2 separate regions of the Homo sapiens genome follow, and region 2 is linked to region 1. A link is a loop called in an ENCODE intact Hi-C map of the cell type or tissue named here. Cell type or tissue: psoas muscle. All regions are shown on one strand. Links, peaks and the distances in the headings refer to the core of each region. The heading gives the core; the rest is flanking DNA.

Region 1 (12,293 bases), core at 5,132-9,131:
TTCCCCATGTTATTGAATATTCTTGGACTATAGTAGGAATGGTTAAGGCTTTAATTGGTCAATTAATAAAGTTATTTGATCCTTGGCATGGCAAGATGTTTGGTGCTTCCACGCGAACACCGCATAAAGGATTCTTTTCTTGTTGTTTATTAAAAATAAAGATATCTCTATTTCATCCACAGGGCGATAGCTGTTTGAAGGCAATTAGGATCTATATGTTCTGTATTAAGAAAAATATTGTCAGATATCTGGAGCTACCTTTTCTGTTTTTTAAATTTATATCTTGTACATTTTCTTTTTTCTCCTGGTAGATCAAAATCATAGAAGTAATCAAACCTCAGTAAGAAAGGTAATTCCTACAAATCTGGAGGGTTTAATTCAAGCTGGTGTGGAATATAAATGCAATATTTTACAGAGTGCAAATCATCCTTGATCCTCGTATATATCCCTTTCCACGGCACCAGCCCCAGAATGGCGATCACTGAGCATATAGGGGAGTGAAATTTAAGGGGGCAGAGTGGAGTGTTCATAGGTAAGTGACCAGAGGTTGCACAGAGGTTTGGGGTACATAGGCCTATAGTTACTTTCAAGGGAAGGCTTGAGGTCAAGGACAACGATAAGAGTATACAGGGAAGGCTGGGCGTGGTGGGCTCACACCTGTATCACAGCTACTTGGGAGGCTGAGACAGGAGGTTCTCTTGTGGCTGGGAATTCAAGACCAGCCTGGGCAACATAGTGAGACCCTGTCTTTAAAGATAATAATAATAATAAAAGAATATACAGGGAAGGACTTCTGCTTTTTCAGGGTAGCACCCTCAGGTTCAACTGCCTTCATTTGCTACACCTCTGCCAATTAGGCAAAGGGTTAATCTAGGTGGAAGGGAACCTGTGGAAGGGGAACATACCCCTGTCCCAGGTTTTAATAAAATAGGCCTCAGTGGTGATGACTGTCAACCTCGAGGGGGCGGGGGTTAGAAATAGAATTGCTAGAGCAAGGGGCTTCCTTGCCTGTTCAGGGCTGGCCAGGGGAGCTGAGCTGGATGGGACTTTTCTTGGCTTCAGTGGGCAGGTGACCCCAGTGGCAGAGTGGGGACTCTCTCAGGGTCTCCTCAGTCAGCAGCAAGTCAGATGGGAGGAAGGAGAAGGGAAATGGATGTTTGCTGAGCTGTGTGGCTTGGCCCTTCCTCTGTGGGAAGCAGGGAGTTTAGGCACCACTCACCCTCGGCCTGAAGTGGCTGCTCTGTTGATGAACGACCTCAGGCCTCCACTCAGAGCATGTGGACCCTCTTATGCCAAGAGTGGGGTTCTGCTGGTCTTGCCTGGGGGCACTGAGCTCCCTGTCTCTGCCCATTGTCTAGCATCTGCTCACTGTCCAGCTTATATGAGTTCTTTGCAGGGTTGTTTCCTTCTGAGGGCTGTGAGGAGAATCTGTTCTGGGCCTCTGTACTTGACTTGCAGATGGTCATCTTCTCTCTCTCTCTGTCCCCCCCTTCTCTCTCCCTCTCTCTCTCCCTCTTTCTTTCTCTCTCTCTCTCTTTTTTGAGACAGGGTCTCTATCTGTCACCCAGGCTGGAGTGTACTGGCATGAACATGGCTCACTGCAGCCTTGACCTCATGGGCTTAAGTGATCCTCCTGCCTCAGCCTCCTGAGTAGCTGGGGCCACAGGCACGCGCCACCATACCCAGCTGATTTTTTAATATATTGTAGAGATGGGGGTCTCCCTATGTAGCCCAGGCTGGTCTTGAACTCCTAGGCTCAAGCAATCCTCCTGCTTTGGCCTCCCAAAGTGTTGGGATTACAAGTGTGAGCCACTGCAACTGGCCCCTGTGTCTTTTCAAATTATCTTCCCTCTATGTGTGTCTGTTTCTGTGTCCAATTTTCCCCTTTTTTGTAAGGACAGCAGTAGTATTGGATTAGAACCGACACTAATGACATCATTTTAACTTGATTACTCCATAAAGATCCTATTTCAAATTAAGTGCTAGAAGTTAGAATGCCAGCATGTATTTTTTGAGGGGACACAAACCCGTAACAGACCCCCATCCCCCACCTACTCGTACCCTAGTGAGTTCAGGAAGTCCTTCAAGCTATCACTAAATTATGATTTTCCACTCAGTGTATCTCTGAAGTAAAGGTTGAATTAAGCAGCAGGTTCTTTGAAACACTTTCACTTTGAAGGAATGATTCAGCATTGCTTCTTTATCTGGAGATATGGTACTGTTGGATGCATCTTCTCTCCACGTCTGTTCGTATCAGTGCAAAAGGGAAAATGAAGATAAGTTTTTTCTTTTTTTTAAGTAATAGAAGATAATTCAGGATCCATCTGGGTTTAAGATGGAATGAGCTGGCTGCTGGTTATCTCTATGGATCAGCTTGCTGGGGGTCATGGTAGCAGTAACTGTACCGCTCAAGTCTGTGCCAAGACACCACCTGTGGAGCTTCTCACTCAGCTCCTGGGCTTTCGGCCTCCATGAGCTCTAGTTAATTCTCCATGTGGGCTCCAGCAATGTTGAAAAATGGAATAGCAGCTATCTTAGTCCATGTTGTACTGCTAAAACAGAGTGCCCGAGACTGGGCAATTTATGAAGAATGGCAATTTATTTCCTCACAGTTCTAGAGGCTGGGAAGTCCGAGATCAAGGCACTGGTGGGTTGGATTGTCTGGTGAGGGCTGCACTCTCTGTTGGGGAGGGAAGTTGTGTCCTCACTTGGTGGAAGGTAGAAGAGCAAGTTACAAACACTGCTGTGTGAAGCCTCCGGGGCCTTAAACTCATTCATGAAAAAGGGGTTCTTATGGCTTAATCACCTCTTAAAGGCCCCCACCTCCAAATATCATTTTACTGGCTGTTAACTTTCAACACCTGAATTTTGGAGGGAACACGTTCAAACCATAGTGGCAGCCTAGTGCAGCATGAAGAGAGTAGAGTCTGGAGCCAGGCTAACTGGGTGGTAACCAGCTGTGGGACTCTGAACAGGGACTTACCCTCTGTATGTGTCAGCTCTGCATCTGTAGAATGGGAACAATACTAATATCTATATTTATATCATGGGGTTGGCCAGGCACAATGTCTTATGCCTGTAATCCTAGCACTTTGGGAGGCTGAGGTGGGTGGATCTCCTGAGGCTGGGAGTTCGAGACCAGCCTGGCCAACATGGTGAAACCCTCTCTCTACTAAAAATACAAAAATTATCTGAGTATGGTGGCATGCACCTGTAATCCCAGCTACTCAGGAGGCTGAGGCAGGAGAATCGTGTGAACCCAGGAGGCAGAGGTTGCAGTGAGCTGAGATTATGCCACTGCACTCCAGCCTGGGCAACAGAATGAGACTCTGTCTCAAAAAGAAAATTATACGATGGGGTCGTTAACAGGATGAAATGAATTGATATATGCTAAGCGCTTAGAACAGGGCCTGGCACATAATAAGCACAATATGAATTTTTTAGGTAAAAATAAAGATTGAAAGCTTTCTCAGTGCCGGGCACTGTGATAAGGACTTTAAACGCGGTACTATAATGATGCTAGGGGATTGGTTGCTATGATCCCTACTCAAAGGCAGGAAACAAACTCAGAGAGGTGAAGGGACTGTTCAAAGTCAAGAGCTAATAAGGCAGAGCCAGGCTTTAAGAGAGGCGTGTCTGATCCCCACCTGACCTCATCACCACCTGCGATGCTGCCTGCAGATGCAGCCTGAGAAATGGTTTTGTTCTGCGAATAAATGAGCCAACAAACACTTGCTGAGTGTCTGTCATGAGGTGACAGGTTCATGACACACTTGAACAGAATACTGATGACATTTATAAATAAAAGGCTTATTTACACTTGAATGTCAGTTCTAATAATTCATGTGAACTATGCTTTGCCACCTTCTCTACATTTACTAGTATTAAGAGTAAATAAAGAGGTTCATGGATTTCACCCCATTTGAATTTTGAATTGAGCTTCTCTAAAAGGTTTCAGTGATTACTTACTACTGAGTAGCTGAATATCTTCCTTAACCTTACAGATAATTATTTTTATTATGGATCCATTAATAGGCTTCAATACATTAGAGTTCTTCTCTCTTGTTGAGTATTCACTCACCTGTGTATCTGATGCAGATTCGAGTTCAACATGATTGAAGGTGGAAGGTAAAAGGCAGAAGGCACGTGTGATCCATTTACCTTGGACAACAAGTACATGGCCTACAAGGTGTCCACAATGACCTCTGGGAACCACGGACAGGGCCAACATATAATCACGGGGCTATGCAAGGATCTGCGTCCCGTGCTTACACTGACGCTGCAACTGAACAGTTAAGAAAGGTGTGTTGGTGGAGAAAACATTCCGACAGGTAAATTGCTATGTAACATATTATCCAGACCAAAGCTCTTCAGAATAAAAAGAGAGTGCTAATAACAATTATGCCAGGGCAATAGGAGTAACTGGGATTGTCCTGGCCAATGGGGTGATGGCCACCCCAACTACAGTCTACCAGGATGACAGAGCACTGGGTGCAGACCCAGGAGAGGTGGGGAGGAGTGGCACGAGATCCTTGCTGGGGCCTGTGACAAGAGGACAGGCTGGAGCTGTCTGGATGGAGGTCTTGCTGGGCCACTGTTCTGTCCCGATGTGTACGTTCTTATGCTGTTGTGAATAGAGGCATGAGAGAAATCCTGTTTGAAGGTAAATTCTAAGTCTTCCAATTTGATTAATCACCATAACTGTCTTTGTAATTTCTCTGGGTATTTTTCATCTGGAAGCACACTGTCCTTTCTGCTGACACGGCAGCATTGACCTGGCCTCCTTTCTGGGGAGCCGACACTGTTGAAATCAGGGGTGAGCAAGCTTGGTTTAATGACAGTGGCCACCAGTTGTTCATTTATTTCATACAATTCTTCTTATCAAAGGCTGTGTGTGTGTGAGTGTGTAGATATATGATGTGTAATGAGGTACACAGGTAGGGATGTGTGTGTGTGTATGATGTGTAATGAGGAAGTATGTGGGAAGGTGTGTGTGTGTGTGCAGATGTGTGATGTGTAATGAGGAGGTAAGTAGTGGTGTGTGTGTATGTGCAGATGTATGATGTGTAATGAGGAGGTAAGTGTGTGTGTGCAGATGTGTGACGTGTAATGAGGTAAGTAGTGGTGTGTGTGTGTGTGTGCAGATATGTGTAATGAGGAGGTAAGTAGGGATGTGTATGTGTGCAAATGTGTGATGTGTAATGAGGTAAGTAGGGATGTGTGTGTGTGCAAATGTGTGATGTGTAATGAGGTAAGTTTGTGTGTGTGTGCACGCAGGTGTATGATGTGTAATGAGGAAGTAAGTAGTGGTTGTGTGTGTGTGCAGATGTGTGATGTATAATGAGGAAGTAAGTAAGTAGGGGTGTATGTGTGTGCATGCAGGCGTATAATGTGTAATGAGGAGGTAAGTTGGGGTGTGTGTGTTCGTGCTTGCTCATGCTGTGTGTGTGTGTGCACACCAATGTGTATACAGCATGCATGGATCCAATAGGTCTGACCCCGGCCCCATCTCAGTGGCCTATCTGGTTGGTGCCCTTTGTGGGCTCAGCCTGGCCTGGTACTGGTATTCAAAGCCATCTGGAAGACACTGTCGGAAGGAGATGGTGACAGGTGAGCTATTTGAGAGCCATGACTATAGAAAAGGCCAGAAGGAAAGAGGCAGAGCTGAGACAGTCATGAAGTTTTATGGGCTGAGCCCCCTTGCCTTCCTCTGGCCAGCATGGGACTGTGGGGTTTGCTACAGGGCTGCTGGGGTGAGAGAGGCCAATGCAGCTTAGAGAGGGCTGCAGGAGTAACCCTAAAGGTTGGGAAGAAAATGAATGAGGACAAAAAGGCATCAATGGCCATAGCTAAACACATTTAATTTAAAAATCCTGGAAATATTCATTCACCCTTTTAATCTGAAGAGTTGAGATTTTCCCAAAGATAGCCAGTCTACCTTCAGGGCATGTGGCTCATGGTAAGGTCCACGTTGGTCTCATGGTCTCTGTTTTATCCTGATTACCACCCTCATCATAGCGTCTTTTTCTGAAATGTATATAAGGTAGAACTGGAGCTTATTTTTACTTACTGCGTTTACTGAATAATTTAATGTTGCTTAGTCTTCACTTTGAAGATAACGGCAATATCCTGTATTTCTTATTCACCAAAAACCTCAAATAAAATAAACTCTGAGTTGAGTTGCTTTTACTTTCATGGGTCTTACATGACCCGGTGATTTGGGTTGTCACTGGCTCTTCCCAGAAGAAAGGCACTCGACCCTCTCTAGGATTGCTCACAAACTTCTTGACGTGCTCCATGTACAGCAATATTTAATTGTTTTCCTCCTCTTATAACAGAAAAGAAGTGCATGATAGTGTGGTTTGCAATGTGCCATTTTATGTATGCAAAACATTATGATATTCAAAATAAAATACATTCCAAAACTTTCACATATTAATATTTTTTTAGTGGTGGTGGGGAGTAAAGGATTAAAACACACACACACACCACACACACACACACACACACACACAGATTCCTTTGGATGTTAGGTGAGAAAAGTTCCTGCTTTCGTGTCTTTGATAGTAGTTTTGGGGCTTGAATTCAGCATTTTCCAGTTTTGTATTTACTTTTGGTTAGTTTGTGAGCCTAATGTTGGGACTGATTAACTTAAAGAGTAGGATAAAGTTAATTTCTAAAATTATCAGGGCTAAGTTTGTTTTAATTTATTTTGAGAGCACTGTTCTATAATACTCATCCCTTTGGGTTCGGGAAGAAATATGGGAAATTGTTACACAAATCAAAGAAAAAACTTGTTGCATGTATTGCAAGTTTGGAATTGCTGACATAGAATATTACTTTATTTCTAGTGCTTTTGGAAAATTATCTTACAATAGGAAAGCAAATAATTTGGGTTTCCTTTGAGGGATGTTCTCTTTTGAGTGTGAAATTTCGTTTTGCCTTTCATAAATAGAGACAACAGAAAAATTACTCATTACTTAAGGAGATGTTTTTCCATCAGCTTTAAATTATGGAAAATCCTGTCTCTCATGGAAGGATTTTTGTCTTGTTCTTTGTAACCCCTAAATTTAGTGCAGTGCCTTGGACATAATAGATGTTCAATACTTATTCATCAAATAAAGCACAACTTTAGGTGAAGGATCCATGGCCGCCTCCATGTAGTTTGCAGGCTGCACTGTGTTTTTTACTTAGCTGGTCACTAGATGTCCCTCTGTATCCACGCTAAATCTCCATTACTATGCATGCTCATTAATGCACGCAGACACAACCGCTCAGGCTGTGAAGCATTTGAACGGCTCAGTTTTGCCCTTTCACTGGGCATCAGTTACAAGTACTCTAGACTGTTGTACACCTAAGACAAAGCTGGCGATGGTAATGTTAAGTCATTGAAAGAAGAAACAGAGAACAGAGGAGCTGTTTTAATTAGAGAGGTGCTCTTCCCTATACTGGCAATACTGGGAAAATTTTATAGTCAGCACATTTTAAAATTAGCCAGACACGAACTTTAGCCGTTCGCCTGAATACTCATCGCACAGAGTGCTAGAACCCTGCAAGTATTGTTTGGGTTGATGGTGCATTTGCTGAATGGCTTATCTGTGATAATTGGGAGGCAGGATCATCTGTTGTTGAATAGACAGAACCCACTCTGCTAATGCTGCTTTGTGGTCAAACTTTGAGCCGTCAATGTAACTGAAAAGTCACTGTTGGCCTGGTTCTCTAGAGTGTCTGTAATAGTATTCCCCCTACGGGTGTAGACACTGCCTTTAGCAGGAGGATACCTTGCTGAGGAGGCACGGAGAGAGAATGTTTTAGAGGTTGGGATCATGGTAATCTTTATTGTAGTCACTTCTCTTATCCATGTGCTGGGCTATTGGAACCATACTGTCACTGAAAAGGGGGAGTTTTCTTTGGGACAAATCCATTTCTTTGAATAATAATTTTCCCCCTGATTATAAAAGTCATGGATTTCCATTGTAGAAAATTTGGAAAATACAGAAAAGTATTATGAAAACAAGAATTCTTACCATTTTAGAGATCAAACTGAAATCATGTTGAATGTATAACTTTACATCCTCCTTTTAACGTTATATTATGTAATGAACATACTGTATTCCAGATCATTACTCTTCAAAAACTGATTTTTGACAGCAACATACTATTCTACCTTTTGCCTATGCTGCATTTTTAATCATATTTAATCATTTAATATTAATATTTAATCATTTCTCTATCAATGGACACTTAGATATTGTTTCAAATTTTCTTTCAGAAATGATGCTGAAATAAACACTGTTACAGATGCATTGTTCTCACATCTCTGTTTCATTTCTTAGCATGAATTTCTGTAATTGGAATTAAAGGGAGGACGAATGGCTTCTTGACATAGAAGCAAAATGCAACCTTTCTCAGGAAGAGTTCTTCACCCTTCTGGTTATAAACTCATGGCTGGATCAAGGGTCTCTGAAATTAGGATACTATCAGAATTCTCGGAAGTATTTCTCATGTAGCATCTTTTTAGATAAGTCCATGTCAGAGGTGGAAAACTCAGGTTGTTCTGTTTTGCAAACAAGTTCTCCTTGCCTTATACCAGTATCATTTATTTTCTGACAGCTTAACCCTGAGGGTTTCTGTCAGCAAAGGCTGCTTTTTCATACCCTCGTGTATATTTATAGCATCTTCTATCACTTGGAGACATCCGTGAGAGGCCGCCTGTGTGTTTCTAAAGACATCCATTGCTCACTGTGACACTCTCCTCCAATCACTGGTGGGTTTAATGCAGGTGACACATGTGAGGTTTACCTGATTTGCAATTGGGGATCTCAAGGAAGTGTTTTTGGCATGGCCCTTGTAACTATGTTCTTTCACCAGGAAGGACACATTTTATTCCCATTCTAATAAAAGAATCACAATGTAGTGGTTTGAAAGTGTGTCTGTGACCATGCCATTGAGAAAGGAAAAGCCAATGTTTCTATTCAACATTGAAGACAATAGTTTAAAGGCTGTCAGGCAGGAGGAGTCCTCTCTTCCTTGGGAGAGGGTTGGTCTTTTTGTCTATTCAGGGCATTGACTGATGGGATGAGGCCCGCCTACATGAGGGAGGGAAATCTGCTTTACTTAGTCTACTAAGTTCAGTGTTAAACTCCTCCAAAAACACCTTCATGGAAACACCCAGGGTAATGTTTAACCAAATGTCTGGGCACCTTCTGGCCCAGTCAAGTTGACACATAAAATTAGCCATTACGGTTAAGTAATATATCCTTTGAGTTTCATCCTTCTTATTTATTTGTATTGTCTTCTATGGTTGTGCTAAATATTTTTAAATAACACAGCAAACACATGTTACAGCTGTCATGTTCCCAAAGTGCTGATAGCATATCCTTTCTGTGAACAATATTCACATTTGGAAATAGAGATCTCTGACCACAGTGCTCCTCCTGCATGATCCCAGCTATGGCATTGGGTGAATTCTGTGGCATATGGAAGCTATTAATTTCTTCCTTTTTCTACTTACTCCCCAGCTACTTTCTTCTTTAAGGCCCAGGCCGCATGTTCACACGTTGTCTGTGGCTTCTTCTGAGCTATAGCACCAGAGTTACATGGCTGGGACATAGACCGTCTGATCTACAAAGCCTAAAAATATTTCCTAACTCGCAGAAAAAGTTGATTGACCCCCTACTCCACAGTTTCATAAAATAAACCTTACCACTTCAGTTTTAAATTTGAAGAAACCAAGACTCTGGAAGATTATTTACTTTCCTAAGGTTCCTAACCAACAGGAAATTGGCAGTTGTGTGACTCAATTTCAGAACCAGGATATTTCCAACATACCATGCCACCTTGGGGGAACTTGTCTTTAGTTTGTGTGGTCCACTTTTTCTGCTTAGAGAGCATGATTTTGACCTGTCATATGGACCTAATTTTGTTGTTGTCAATCTCCTTTTTAGCTCAGCAAACTCACACTCAATACGTAATCTCTGTTTCTGGGTCTTAGCTATCTTCTAATTTATTATGAACTCAATAAATACTTCTTTTATTTTGTAATTTAAGGTTGTTGATGAAAGGGTTAAGGTTGTGTTGGATAAAGGTGCGATTGTCTGTGAAATGCCACTAGTTATGCATCCAGAGTGAATCATTAAAAACAAAACCCACCTTTTAATGTCGAAATCATTTTAGATTTATGGAAGAGTTGCAAAGGCAGTACAGAGAGCTTTTTGTATACTCTTCACCTGTTTTCCTTAATGTTAACCTCTTACATAACAGTGGCATATTTATAAAAAGTAAGAACTCAACATTGATACAATACTATTAATTAGACGATAGACTTTATTCTGATTTGTTTTTCTACTAATGACTTTTTTTCTTTTCCAGAATCTAATCCAGGATACGATGCTGCATTTAGTCATTACAGCCCCTTAGTCTTCTCCAATCTGTGACAGATTCTCAGTCTTTTGTTGTTTTTTACGACCTTGACATTTCTCAAGAGGACTGGTTAGACATTTTGTAGAATGTTCCCCATTTGCATGTGTCTGATGTTTTCTTGTGATTAGACCAGGGTTTTGGGTTTCTGGGAAGAATACCATGAAGATGAAGTGCCCTTTTCATTGCCTCATGGCAGGTGCATGTGATGTCAACATGACTTCATACCGCTGATGTTAACCTTGATCATTCGGTTGGGTGAATGATTTTTAATGATTGATCATCAATATTGGGTCACACTAATTTTGTATTCAGCACAATGGTAGGTACTTACTGGGTGAGATAATTGAGAAACAGCATAGAAAATCATTCCAAAAAATGGATAAAAAAGAATATTCTTTATATAATGTGCAAGGAAATAGTGAGTAGGCAAAGAATAGACAATTCACAAGGGAAAAGTTTTTTTCTTCTTTTCACAAGGGAAAACATTTTGAAAAATACGTGAAAAAGTTTCTCCTTATGGATAAATAGTAATTGTCATATCATTATAATATTAATTTTAAAATGGTACACAAACTTAAGAATATTAATTGAAAAGCTGGTGTAACCAATTTGTATTTCCAGTCTAATTACAATTATTTAAAAATATGCAAAGTTAAAGAAGACCAGATCATAGAATAAATGTTAATAGTGATTGCTTTTGGATGATGAGTTTGTGGGTGATTGTTTTTCTCCTTTTGGCTTTTCTATAGCTTTGGAAAAATTTAACAATGGGCTTGCATTAGTCTTCTAGGGTTGTCCTAACAGAATATCACAGACTGGGTGGTTAAACGACAGACATTTATTTTTTCACAGTTCTGGAGTTTAGAAGTCCAAAATCACAGTGTTGACAGGGCTGGTTTCTTCTGGGGCCTCTCCCTGTGGCTCTCAGGTGGCTGCCTTTTCTTTGTACACACACATTCCTGGTGTCTCTTTCTCTTCTTGCAAAGACATTAGTCCTATTGGATCAGGGGCCCACCCTATGACTTCATGTAACCTTGTTAAAAGGTTAACATTATCTCCTTAAAGGCCTTATCTAACAGTCATATTGTGGGTTAGGGCTTCAACATATAAATTTTGCAGGGACACAATTCAATCCCTAACAGAGCTTTTTTTTTTTTTTTTTTCCTTGAGAGTTTCACTCACGTTGTCCAGGCCGGAGTGCAGTGGTGTGACCTTGGCTCACTGCAACCTATGCCTCCCAGGTTCAAGCAATTCTCCTGCCTCAGCCTTCCGAGTAGCTGGGATTACAGGCCCCCACTACCACACCCAGGTAATTTATGTATCTTTAGTAGAGACAGGGTTTCACCATGTTGGCCAGGCTGGTCTCAAACTCTTGACCTCAAGTGATCCACCCACCTTGTCCTCCCAGAGTGCTGGGATTACAGGCGTGAGCCACTGCACCCAGCCAGAGCTAAATTAACAGATGCGGTGTGAAGTACTGGAAAGAACATAAAAGTTAGAGTCAAAACCGATTTGAATAGCTACTTAAAGGCCATGTGAATTTAGGTAGATCTGCACCTCTGTTAGTTTATTTGTCAACCTGGAATACTAAAATAATTTTGCAGGATGTTTGGGAAAAAAACTTAAGTGATCCAATAAGCATGGAAGTGCCTAGCATGAGTTATACTTAACATTGACTTTCTTAAAAGACGTGGCACCTGTCCTTGGGATTTTTATAATCTCCTTAGAAAGACAAGATTAAAATACATTAATGGATGAAATGCCAAGTATTGTGGAACCTCATGTAGTCATGGTAGGAATGCAGAGGAGGTGGAGGGAGAATTGGAGGAATACTGAGAAAAATTCTAGGGAGTAGGAGGTACTTGTATGTT
Region 2 (12,293 bases), core at 3,358-7,357, 1.3 Mb after region 1:
ATTTGAGGTCCCTCTAGCCAAAAATCTAACAGGGCACAGACCTGGATCATCACCACAAGAGGATGAAGGGACTACCCATGACATTTTGCCTTTTTAAATCTTGGTTCCTTACTATGGTTTTTAGAACCTACCCTCAAACGTCAAGGTAGGGAAACAACTTCTGGAGGCCATTGGTGCCCCCTAGTGGTCAAGAGATGCACTCATTTATCACTTTCCCTTTTACGGTCTCCATTCCTAATTAGGTTTTGTGGGAAAATGCTACAAGTTAGTTTTTAGCCCCTAGTGGGGGACTAAACCATCTAGATTTCCCTGGGACTCAGTGATTCCCTGCTACACAGGATTTTCAGTTTTAAAACCAGGAAAGTCCTGGAAAAACTAGGACAAGCTGGTCTTTCTAACCCCTGACAGACCTCCTAGACTTCACAAAAGAATCACCGGAAGAAGGCAATGTCTTTTTGTCTAGGCACCTCAAACAGAATTAGGACCTGAACAGTGTGCTTTTAAAAATGCATCTTGATTTGAGGTCAGCAGCTAGATGGTGCATACTTTGCCTTATGTTAGGAAAACAGCAATTTACGATTGGTAAATTATTTCTCGACTCTCATTAAAGAACAAGGGGTGGGGCTGGGGAGGAAGTCCAGTGGTGGGAGAGTAGGGTCACCCCATATGCTGGCAGAGCAGACCAAGAAAAAGAAATTCTAATTATCTCTAAAAGTGTTCAGACTCAGCTTTCTCAACTGGTTCAGAATTCCCCAGCTCTTCTGCAAAGTTCTTTAGAAATGCACAGCTCCCTGGAGGTGGGGGTCCGGGGAGGCACCTGCCTTCTCTTCCTCTTTCCTTATAATGTTTTTAAGTTTTAAAGAGGCCAAAGGCCTAGAGCAATCTATTAACAATGAAAAAAGTCCAGTCCTTCAAACATACTCAGGTCAGTTTCAATGACCAATATATGAAACTTCTCTGCAGCTGGGAGCTGGGAATTGTATAGTACTTTTTGTTTACACTGAAACTAGTGAGTAAACAGAAATATCTTAAGGGTTCTTAAGGGAATTATTATGAGATCAGGTTTAGAGCCAATATAGATTTTAGAACACTTCCTTTTAAAAGACTCCAGAAATCAGAGGCTTTGCAGTCAGGTAGAAAGCAGGTGATCATCTATGTGGTATGATTTGCGAGATCTGGGAGAATCCACCTATCTACAAATGCCCCCACCAGCCTTTCATGAAAGTCTGAATCACAGAGGATTGTCTAGAAAAAAGCCACAGTCCGTCAAGCTACATATGTGGTCATCTTCCCTCAGGCCAAACTAAAAGGGGGCACCAGCTCCAGTGACCTCTAACCTCCCCATGAGTTGACACTATCTGTCCATTTCCTTATACACAAAGTGAAGGTGTTCGTTTTCATAACTTTTCTATACCTTCTCAACGGTGACACCTTCTCAGAGGTGGCTGAAGAAGTGGCAAAGCTAAATGAGCACTCTTGTCTTAATAAATTACATTTTGTAAAGACATGCTTGTCAGATCTCTTTCTAAAAAGTTTGAGGCAGTTTTGAGAAACTGTCTTAGTGACTACAGCTGGTCATTGTTACCATAAAGTATCCTAGTATTCAAATGTTAAAATTAAGTCACCTGGAATACTGAAAAAAATAGCAACCTAAAATACTAAGAAGATTTGGATTGCTAAATTAAAGTTCTCAATAGATCTCATGGATGACACGTTCATTGAAAAGTTTTGCTTCATTTTAAAGGGCAAAAAGAACAAGAGCCACCTGTAGTCAATTACATCATCAGTTTCTCCTGCAGTTGCCTTCCTTAATGGAACAATTTCAACAAAAAAAGCACGCAAATGAACGGCTCTCAGCACAAACAAAATTGCTTGTAAAGGAGCAAGGCAATTGCACAATGTGCTGTAGGACCAAACACCAGATCAATGGTAGAGTGGGATGGTATTTTTCATTTAAATGCAAATTTGGTAAACCTTGCCCTATATCCTCATGTTTAAGAAACCTCATCTGTATCAACCTGCTAGTTTTCCCCGACACTCCCTTTTTTTTTTTCCTGGCCACAGAGATTGAAAGGAAAGCCTGTATTACTAAACCAAAACTTCGGGTTTCACAAGCTTTACACTTAAGCCAGCCTGACATTTTGCATTGGTGAAAGCAGACAAAAGAATCAACCAGGAGTGCATAAAAATCATATTATGTATTAAATCAGAAAACTTGGCTTTAAGCTTCAAGAGAAGGGAAATCAGGGTCAGAATCAAAAAAAAAGTGTGGCATTTAGGGAAATCACAACATTTTATTAGAACTATCAATATGTTCAGAGGAGTGACTTCTCCAGTTTTAACTGTTAGATTCCAGTTTTGCATTTCCTTGTAGTCTCTGAATCTTTACAAGTTAAAGGGTTCCTAGTTCATGGAAAATTTATTTGCTAACCTTGAAAGTTCTATGTCAGTGAGCAAAGACATACAATACCTCCCTGTAGAAGTTAGCAATTTAGAGAGAGAGCTTTAGGATACCTCAGACATTATGGAATTATCTGGAAACTTTACCTTCCCCCATTTTCCACTGTGAGTGACTACAACTATATGGCCTGGTTTGACCCACACGAGAGGAAGGCCGTGGCCCAAGACCAAAGGGGATCAGCTGCTCTCCAAACAGGGAGAAACACCAGCCTGACTGGCCAAGTCTGGGCTTTATTATAAGGAATTCTTTTCTGTGCCACATGCTTTTTTTTTTTTTTTTTTTTGACATGTATTATAACTCCTTTCCCACCCTCACCCTGGGGAAAAGAAAAGGAGGGGGCACCCACACTATTTCAGGATTCACTAACCCTGACCCAGGCTGAAATCAGCTTCATGTAATTGTCCATAAAGCAGTTGAGGAGCAGATATTCAAAGGCTCCTGTTTTCAAAGGGGGCAGTTGTGCTCAGTGACCAGGAAACCAATGTCCCTAACTGGCTGCGAATCATATGGCGAACACAGCAACCCAGTGTCAGGGTAATGAGTCACTTCATCTGCCACCTGCAGATGAACAAACACACCTACACCACACAAAGGAGAGGCTGGCATTTTCCAAATAAGCTCATGTGTTACGCTAAATCCAATCTAGGCAAGTCCAGTGACTTAAGAAACTGCCATATTTCAGTCCTGTGTTAAGGGATAAAGGAAAGTGAGGCTTTAGAAAACTGGAATTCGAAAAGGAGGCGATAAAATATATTCTCTACAGAGAATAACTTGCAAATATTTTACAATAAGGTACCAGCAGGCAATTAAATAGGGAAAGATATGTGCTTGTCTATTTCGAGAAGAAAATGTCATGTGATGATAACTTGGCTGTGCTGTGGGGTGACAGCACTGGCCTCGAGGCTGATCCTGCACCGCTGGATATCCAGGCAGCGCTGTGCCCTCACCCTCTCTGAGCTGTGAGCCGGACCAGAGAAAGATCCCCACTCACCCCACCCTCACCCATCAAGAGGTCTGTCCTTTGTCAGGGAATATACAAGGGTCTGGACATTCCTGCCGGAAGCTCCAAACAAGTTCCTGTGATCCAACTATGGGAAACAGACTCAGAAAATAATGAAAGTCTTTTCCAAGAATAAAGGAGAAGAAACTTGTCTAGCCTCAAGACTAGAGAGCTAGAGTCAGAATGGCTCCTAAAAGGAAAAGAGAAGAATCTGTTTGGATAAGACAGTGTGGAGCAAGAAGCATAATTTCACGCTGTGTTGGGGTGAATCAAAAATGATAAAGCGTTCAAGGAAACATCAGAGAGCCAACAAAGACATGGAGTTGTCCGAAAGCTTCTGCCAAACCTAAGAAAGTGGATTGAAAAGAAAAATCTTCAGCAGCCGCAGTCCCCAGAGAAGGCCCCAGCCTGACATTGCACAGCGTCTCAGGGCGCATTTGTATTCCAGCCTGCACTGGGGAGTTTAGTGCCCCTGGAGCTGTGTCAAGCAGTATCAGTGGACACCAAGTCCATCCAGCCCCAGAAGATTCTCAGGAAAAAAAAAAAAAGCTTCAGATCCCTTAACTCACCAAACGAGACACTTGTTAGAGCACCTTCTATATAAGAAAGTGGACTTGCAATGAGAATGAGCAAGACATAATAATAAACAATAATACTCCGAATGGTAGTGAGATACAAGGCACGTGGTTTGAAACACAGACCGTGGAAGCCATCTCTGGTGTTGTTCTGCACGCACCTCCCAATCCCCAAAGGAAAAACATCATTCTTCATCCAAGTACCTTCGAACACCAGTTCACCTGGGCTTCTCCAATGTCAACACGCACCTGTGGGGTTGTGCTGAGCACTGACAACGTCTTCCTAAGAGTGGGTCTCACCACGACTGCTGGAGGTGTGGAAAACCAAAGGGGAGGTGCATTGCCCAGAAATCCATCTCCTTCTCTGCTCCACCCTCTCCCTGCATCTGGAACTGCAGTTCATGAGGAAGAAACAAGAGGGCTGTTGGCTTCAAAGATGCAGGTGTGGGCAGGGTCCTCCTCAGGCAAGGGAAGAATAAAGAAGGAGCCCTTTGCTCTCTCTTTGAACTGCGAGAGAGCTGGCCCACCTCATTCCCTCACCCCACACTGAGAGCAGCTTCACAAAGGTGCCCTGAGAGATTAGAAAGGAAGATCCTGGCTGGACAAGTGGCTCACACCACCACGCCAAACCTATTTCACAATTTCTAGAAGGGACTTGGACACCTTCGAAGGAGTCATAGAATACAAGCAGGCTTCTTTGGGGGAAATTTTGACATTGCGGCCATCAGAATTTGCTACTTCAGCTCAAATTCTGGAATTTCTGTTTCCCCTTAGAAACAAGTCAAGTCTCCCTTAGAGAAGGAGGAAAATCAGTCTCATTGCATCCCAGTCATGAGACCCACCACTGAGGTCCGCTCAGCTGTCTCCCTGCACCCTCTGCCCAAGCCTTTCTCAGCTCAGTCACCTTCTTCTCCCTTCTTCCTCTACAGTCTATATTAGCAAACTAGAGACCCTCGCTGGTCTTATCCCCCACCTCTTGGTTAGGCGCAAGATGGAGCTACCTGAGGTGGAGCAGGCGTCAAGCCATCGTACAATGAAAGGGACAAGGGCAGAGCAGATGGGCCATACAGGGCGTCTATGCAGACTATCTGTAAGGCGTCTCTGCTTCTTAGCCTCTCTGTAAGGCCAGGGGAACGCCAGCCGCAGAGGAGACCACCCGGGTGAACCGTCGTTCTCCGTCTTTTGTCTTCCCTCGCCTGCGCTCTAGTGGGGAGAAAAAATAGACAGCGAGGACAGCAACAGCCAGCAAAACCCAGCAGCAGAAATAAGGCTCCGAGCCGAATAAGAGTCAAACCAATGGTGGGGGGCGGCCACACTGATGAGAATTGAGGGGAAAGACTATTGTGTCCCCTCGTTTTCACATCTTTGCTAGTATTGTCCATTGTTATTATACCAGCTCAAACTATGACACAAATAGTAGGCATCACACTTCTTGTAAGTCTATAAAGGAAACATGTATCATCATTGCAGCAAGGCCTATTTTAGAAAAGAAATTTTTTTTTGTAAATAAATAAAAGTCCACACTTTCTAGACTGACTTTGTTTGCATGCTCAACCAATACTTTACACTGCATACCCCCAGTGGAGCGGACAGCTCCATCCCAATGCTCGTTGTCTGTAATTATCAGTAAAATTTATTGCCAGATTCCTCATTCCAGGCCATAAAAGGAGCTAGGCTTTCCCTTAAAACAGACTTCTCACTCTTCATTAAAACTTAGAAATTAACTTTATTCACTCCTACATTTAGATGCTAAGAAATATATTTTAGATCTTAACACTTTCAAACATAGGTGTAAACATTTAAAAAAAACTACTAATCCTAAACATATTCCTAAGTATGTATAGTATTTTTTCTTTTCAGCTGTTGTAACAATTAATTTATTATTCAATGGATTAAGTGGGTGACTACCCTCGACTCACATTGATTAATTACTGAACCACATTGCTCCTAGCTTTCAATTCTAGCAAAAGGCTTAATTATGTTAGTGTTCATTGTAACAGCAGGTGGAATCAAGGCATAAGAAGTCCTTGAGCAAACAAACTGGTATTTGCCATCTATTCTTATATATGAATTATGCTTTAAAAACTCCGGGGCTATTTTTAATCCATATTTAATAATATGGCCTGATACCAACTGAAGCTTTTACATGGAGATGAAAAGCTTATTTCCTTGTGAAATTCTCACAAGGAATTATTGCAACAAAGGAACATCTTGTTCTAGAAAGCCTGCTTAATATTGCAGCCTGTTTTTATATATCCCGGTGGTTTAGGTTCTTGAATGACAGAGTAGTCCAATCCCTACAGTGACTCAAAAGGGAAAAAATGCAGGCACCAAATGGAAGAACTGGCTGCATGGAGCCTCCTTCCTTTCCTCTGATTGCCCCCTCCCCTTTAGAATTGCTTTCAACTGTTACTCCACACCTCCCATCTGGCCCTGTCTTTTCACCCACTCAGATTTCACTAGCTTAGAGGAGACATCAGTCATGGCATATCCCAGTCACCAATTGCCACGTAACAAATTACCCACAATTTATCAGCCTAGAGTACCTGGTTTATAGTATCTCATGATTTTGTGAGTGAAGGATTTGAGCGAGGTTTGCCTGGGCGATCCTTCTGTTCCGTGTGGCACTGACGAAGGTTACTCAGCAGTGTTCAGCTGGCAGATGGGCTGCTCTGAGGGGCCAAGACAGTTTCATACACATGCCCAGTGTCTTGTGGATGGTCTGGTCTGAGGGGGCCAAGACAGCTTCACACATGTGCCCAGTGTCTTGCGGATGGGCTGGTCTGAGGGGGCCAAGACAGCTTCACACACATGCCCATCATCTTGCATAGATGGCTGGAAGGCTGGGCTCAGCTAGGATTGTCAAATGGAGCACCCACAGGTAGCCCCTCCAGCATGGTGACCTCAGGATGGTCAGTGAATAAGGCAGAAGCCACACAGTCTTGCAGGACAAAAATCACCCAGCATCACGTCCACTATATTCTGCTGGTTACGAAGTAGTCACTAAGGTCAGGCCAGATTCAGAGGGAGGAGAATCAAACCTCACTTCTTAATAGGAGTATTAAAGAAATGGCAGCCATCTTTAATCCACCACACTATATGATTCCAGGCTGTGCCAAAATGCTCAAAGCATATGTTTTTGGTTTTGGGTTTTTGTTTTGTTTTGTTTGACACAGAGTCTCACTCTGTCACCCAGGCTGGAGCGCAGTGGCGTGATCTCAGCTCACAGCAACCTCTGCCTCTTGAGTTCAAGTGATTCTTCTGCCTCAGCCACCCAAGTAGCTGAGACTACAGGCGAGTGCCACCATGCCCTGCTAACTTTGTATTTTTAGTAGAGACAGGGTTTCACCATGTTAGCCAGGCTGGTCTTGAACTCCTGACCTCGTGATCTGCCCACCTCAGCCTCCCAAAGTGCTGGGATTACAGGTGTGAGCCACCGTGCCCGGCCAAAGCATATGTTCTTAATCATATTAATAAATGCTTTGAGCATTTTAGTTATTTACTAAGTTGAACTGGCTTAACCCATTTATGCCTGAGGTTGCAAATTTTTTGTGTGAAAAAGCAGACCTTGGTGATGACATTGAGCAGTAGGATATAAATAACTTCCACAAGCTTAGCGGTCCAATAATGGAATACTAGGCATAAATGGGTTAAGAAAACCTTAGTAGTGTCTAAAAGCAATGGAGTTGTTGTTTTGTACTCAGCCATGGGTGGAGCTACATATGTGCAGGACTTCCCTTAGCCAGAGCCTCAATACCTGGAGAGTGACAGAACATTCTTGCTTTATTGCTGTTATTTATGATTCAAAGCATTATAATATATTAGTAAAAAGGGCAGCTAACAAAAAAATGTCCCCCTCCATGTCTGATGTGTTAATAGCTCTGTGTTTCTTTAAGCACTGGATTCTCTGTTTGGAGAGTTACATGACACAGAGAAGCCGCCGAGTGCAACCTAAAACTTCATCCAGTTTGATCATTTATGGGAAGAGAGTTGAAGACATCCAACCCGGAGTTAAAACAAAGAGAACAAAGCTGGGGGAGAGAGTTAAGTCTTTCCAAGGTTCTTTGAACTCACCTCCAAGGCTCTCACACCAAAGGCACCAAAAAAGTGTTGATTTTTCTTATTTAGGGAGAAAGAGTATCACTGGATCTCCAGACCAATAACACCTTTAGTTTGTGCGGCCTTCAAAGCAGATGATGGCTGTGATGTGCCGACGTCTTGGACAGGCCATATGGCCTTCACCCTAAGGACCCCATCAGAATATCACTGTGTGTTCCAGCCAGGGAATAAAACAGTGTCCTCTGTTCATCTCTGCTTTGATTCATCATCCCCATGTCCCCAGGTGGCTAGAGGAGGACCAGGGTCACCGCTTGGGGGATTGCTGGAGTGCATATCAGCTTCTTCCTACTGGACTGCAGCATCCTACACACCACCCCCCACCCTGCCACCCCACCAAAGCTAGGAAAATAAAAGCATAAAGCCTTGAGAACAATGGGTCCAGGCTTTCTTCTCTCTCAGTAGCCAGGTACCCTCTCCAGTGGAGAGTCTCCCTAGCTGGAAGGCAAAATCTAGGTTTATGGAAAAGGACCCAACTGCCTGGCTTCTCCAGGACAGTTTTGAACTCTCACACCTGGAAACCAAAAGGGTGCCCTGAAACTGACAGCCACTTCATCAGCACTGTGTTGCCTCTCCTTTGTAAAAATAAGGGCTGCTCCTTAAAGAAATAACTGCAGAAAGGGGACATGGAATGACCTAGGTCACATTTCCAGGTCCTCCTTGCTTGTGTACTATAATTACAGTGATTTATTTTCCTCTCCCTCATTTTGGCCTTCACTTACACTCCTCACTGTAGTCTCCTACCGTAGAAAGAGGAAGAAGGAAATAATCTTTCATGTGCCATAGAGCTTTAATAGTTGTAAAGTTACTGTGCTCAAAGTCAAGGTCTGTAAACACAATCTGGCTGCTGAGACATCACTGGCTTAGGTGAAAAGAACTTATGGATAGTAATATAAAATTACATTCTACAAAATGTATAATTAAAAATGGACCACCTGACAGAGTAGCTATTTCTACATGGCTGTCATTCATACATCCATCTGTTGTGCAGATAGATGGATAAATTGATTCATCTTCCAAATAGACAGGCACATGGCAGGGGGCCAGGCCTCATGGTCAGAGATCTAGAATCTAACTTTCCCCTAGACTGTTGTCACTGCCCAGCCTGCCAGCCTGCTCTTCCCACCCGGCCCAGCAATCTCCTGTGGTCCTCTTCCTCATGTTGCATAGTAGTTGTTTCTTTCTGGATCACTGTCTAGGCTGAAGTTCTCCAGAAAAGCAGGGGCTGTGTTTGTTCTAATCACTGTTACACCCCCAGCCCCAAGCACAATGTCTGCTACTTGGCAGGTAATCAATAAATATTTGTTTAAAATATACATTTGGGTGCAAAACAGCACTTGGTAGTGTGAAGGACAAAAAAAAAAAAAGCAGCGTTTACTTCTCCCTACTTATTTTTATGTGAACAGCCATATACTATTAAAAGAAGAGAAACAGTGAGTTGAGGGATAAAATCCACAAACCTAGTAAAAATCTGGAATATGTCAACAGAGTCTGTGTTTTCCACAAAAGCTTCAAAATTATTTTTTCAAACAACCTTTGATATTTGAGCATTTCAGTTCTCCCTCTGTATTAGTCCACTTTCACACTACTATAAAAACTACCAGAGACTGGGTAATTTATAAAGAAAAGAGGTTTAATTGACTCACAGTTCCACATGGCTGGGGAGGCCTCAGGAAACTTACAATCATGGTGGAAGGTGAAGAGGAAGCAAGGCACATCTTACATGGCAGCAGGGTGGGGATAGGGGAGAGTGCCACACTTTTAAACCATCAGATCTCATAAGAACTCACTCACTATCATGAGAACAACATGGAGGAAACTGCTTCCATCATCCAATCACTTCCCACCACATCCCTCCCTCAACATGTGGAGATTACAATTCGAGATGAGATTTGGGTGGGGACAAAGAGCCAAACCATATCACCCTCCCACTCCGTAAACATAAGCTATAGGTAGGCTTCATTGTCCTCCACAATTCTCTGGATCTCCTCATTCTCTATAAATTTTGGTCAATTCTTTCAACAGACTGGAGCACAAATAGAATATCTGGCCAAGAGACACAACCTCAGAGGCAATATTTTTATATCACTGCATCACAGGTGATATTTTCACAATGGTTTTGATTTATGGGAATCAAATAAATTTCAGTAGATATTATGCAAAGATCAAAGCGATATATCTTACATCTGAAGATGGGGTGATATAGGCATGAAGTGATCCTCCTGTCTGTACAGTTTAAACTTTGTTTTGAAAAGGGATTCTTACCATGCCACATGGAGTTTCATTCTAAAAGGGCATACACTTGATAAAATGTACCTGTTAATTAAAAATAGAGGGAAAGGGGGCCAGGCGCGGTGGCTCACGCCTGTAATCCTAGCACTTTGGGAGGCCGAGACGGGCGGATCACGAGGTCAGGAGATCGAGACCATCTTGGCTAACACGGTGAAACCCCGTTTCTACTAAAAATACAAAAAATTAGCTGGGCGTGTTGGCGGGCGCCTGTAGTCCCAGCTACTTGGGAGGCTGAGGCAGGAGAATGGCATGAACCTGGGAGGCAGAGCTTGCAGTGAGCCGAGATCGCGCCACCGCACTCCAACCTGGGAGACACAGCGAGACTCCGTCTCAAAAAAAAAAAAAAAAAAAAAAAAAAAATGGAGGGAAAGGGGTAGGACTGGAAATACCTGATTCTTCAGGATTTAAGAGGTTATAGAGTATAAAGTAAAGCAACCTTTAAAGATGTCAATGAATGAAGTTGGAGATTCTAAGAGTGCCATCATCATCCACACTTTGCTTTCCCATGCATCAATTACAAGAAATTACTAAGACTAAAAGGATACATTTTCAAGTGCAAACAGTCAGCACACTCTTATAAAAATATATGGAACACATGTGACAGACAAAAGTCTAACTTCTTTAACATCAAAATCAGAAAGAATAGGTCAAAAGCCCATAAGAAAAATGCAGAGAATATAAGCAGCCATCTCACAGAAAAACAAATATCAATATATAAAAGAATACTTATATACTTTTTAAATATATAAAAGTATACTCGACCTCACACATAATAAAAGAAATGCAAATTACATGACAATGGACATTATTTTCACCTCTCAGATTCAAAATATTTGATAATACCTCAGCAGAGAAGTTTGTGGAAATAAGCATGGCACTGATATAGTGTCAGAGGAGCATTACATGGTATCACCTCTTTGAAGAGGAAATTTGGTAATGGTTATCAAAATCTTAAATATGCACACCCTTTCCCGTAGCAATGCCATTTCTAAGAATTTAGCTCCCATATATTATTATGCATCTGTGGAGGGATATTCACTACACCATTATTTAACATATCAAAAAGAGGAAGCTACCTAAACAACTACCTACAAGAAAATGATTATAGAGTATACACATCACCAGAATACTATGACATTTTTCACAAGAATGTGACAGAGCTAGAGGCACTGATAAGGAGTGATTTCCAAGACATATTGTTAAGGGAAGAAAGCAAGATGTAAACCAATGTATTTCCAGTGTACTATTTTTTGTGGAAAAAAAAGTAGATGTGGTATTTTAAAGATTTGTCCACAAATTCTTTGCCTTTTCTTTTAATTGGTGGAGCCTAATTCCACTTTCCTTGAGGACTGGACTTAGTGATCATATTTCTAATGAATAAAATAAGGCAGAAGTTACAGCATGTAACTTCTGAGACAAAGTCATAAAAGGCATTATGGCTTCTTCCTTGGTCTCTCTTAGATCATTGCTCTGGAAAAAGCCAGATGCCATGTTGTGGGGACACTAAAGAAGTCCTATGAAGAGGCCCAAGTGGTAAAAAAAACTAACTGCACCTCCTGCCAAACGACATGTGAGCCAGCCATCTTGGAAGTGGATTATCCAGCCCTAATAAGTCCTTCAGATGAGACCATGGCCCTAGCCCCAATCAATCCTTCTGATGAAACCACAGCCCTAGCCCCAATTAATCCTTCAGATGAGATCACAGCTCTGACTGACATCCTCACTGCAACCACATGAGCCAGAACTACCCAACTGATAAGGTTTGGCTCTGTGTTCCCACCTAAATCTCACCTTGAATTATAATAATCACCATGTGTAAAGGGCAGGATCAAATAGAGATAATTGAATC

Evidence for each region. Hi-C counts contacts between places; a loop is a spot of excess contacts. Peaks named below come from ENCODE experiments on the same cell type or tissue, not always from the same donor. Only the 100,000 strongest peaks of a DNase experiment are listed, where the experiment ranks them.
Region 2: it touches region 1 in a loop (2.8-fold over the local background); 21 of 110 quality-filtered maps call a loop at or near these places.

Annotation. Positions count from the first base shown.
Region 1 is chr21:35,935,419-35,947,711 of GRCh38, reverse strand. No RefSeq gene overlaps it. Among named protein-coding and RNA genes, the nearest start is that of LINC01436, 64 kb to the left of the region's middle. In psoas muscle, for the core only: a CTCF peak has its summit at 7,187; no DNase peak of the experiment used is centred there; H3K4me3 peaks cover 413 bases.
Region 2 is chr21:34,681,313-34,693,605 of GRCh38, reverse strand. All of the region lies in intron 1 of CLIC6 (chloride intracellular channel 6), which reads right to left. Among named protein-coding and RNA genes, the nearest start is that of CLIC6, 18 kb to the right of the region's middle. RefSeq lists a silencer at 8,897-8,956. In psoas muscle, for the core only: no CTCF peak of the experiment used is centred there; a DNase peak (open chromatin) is centred at 5,205; H3K27ac peaks cover 850 bases.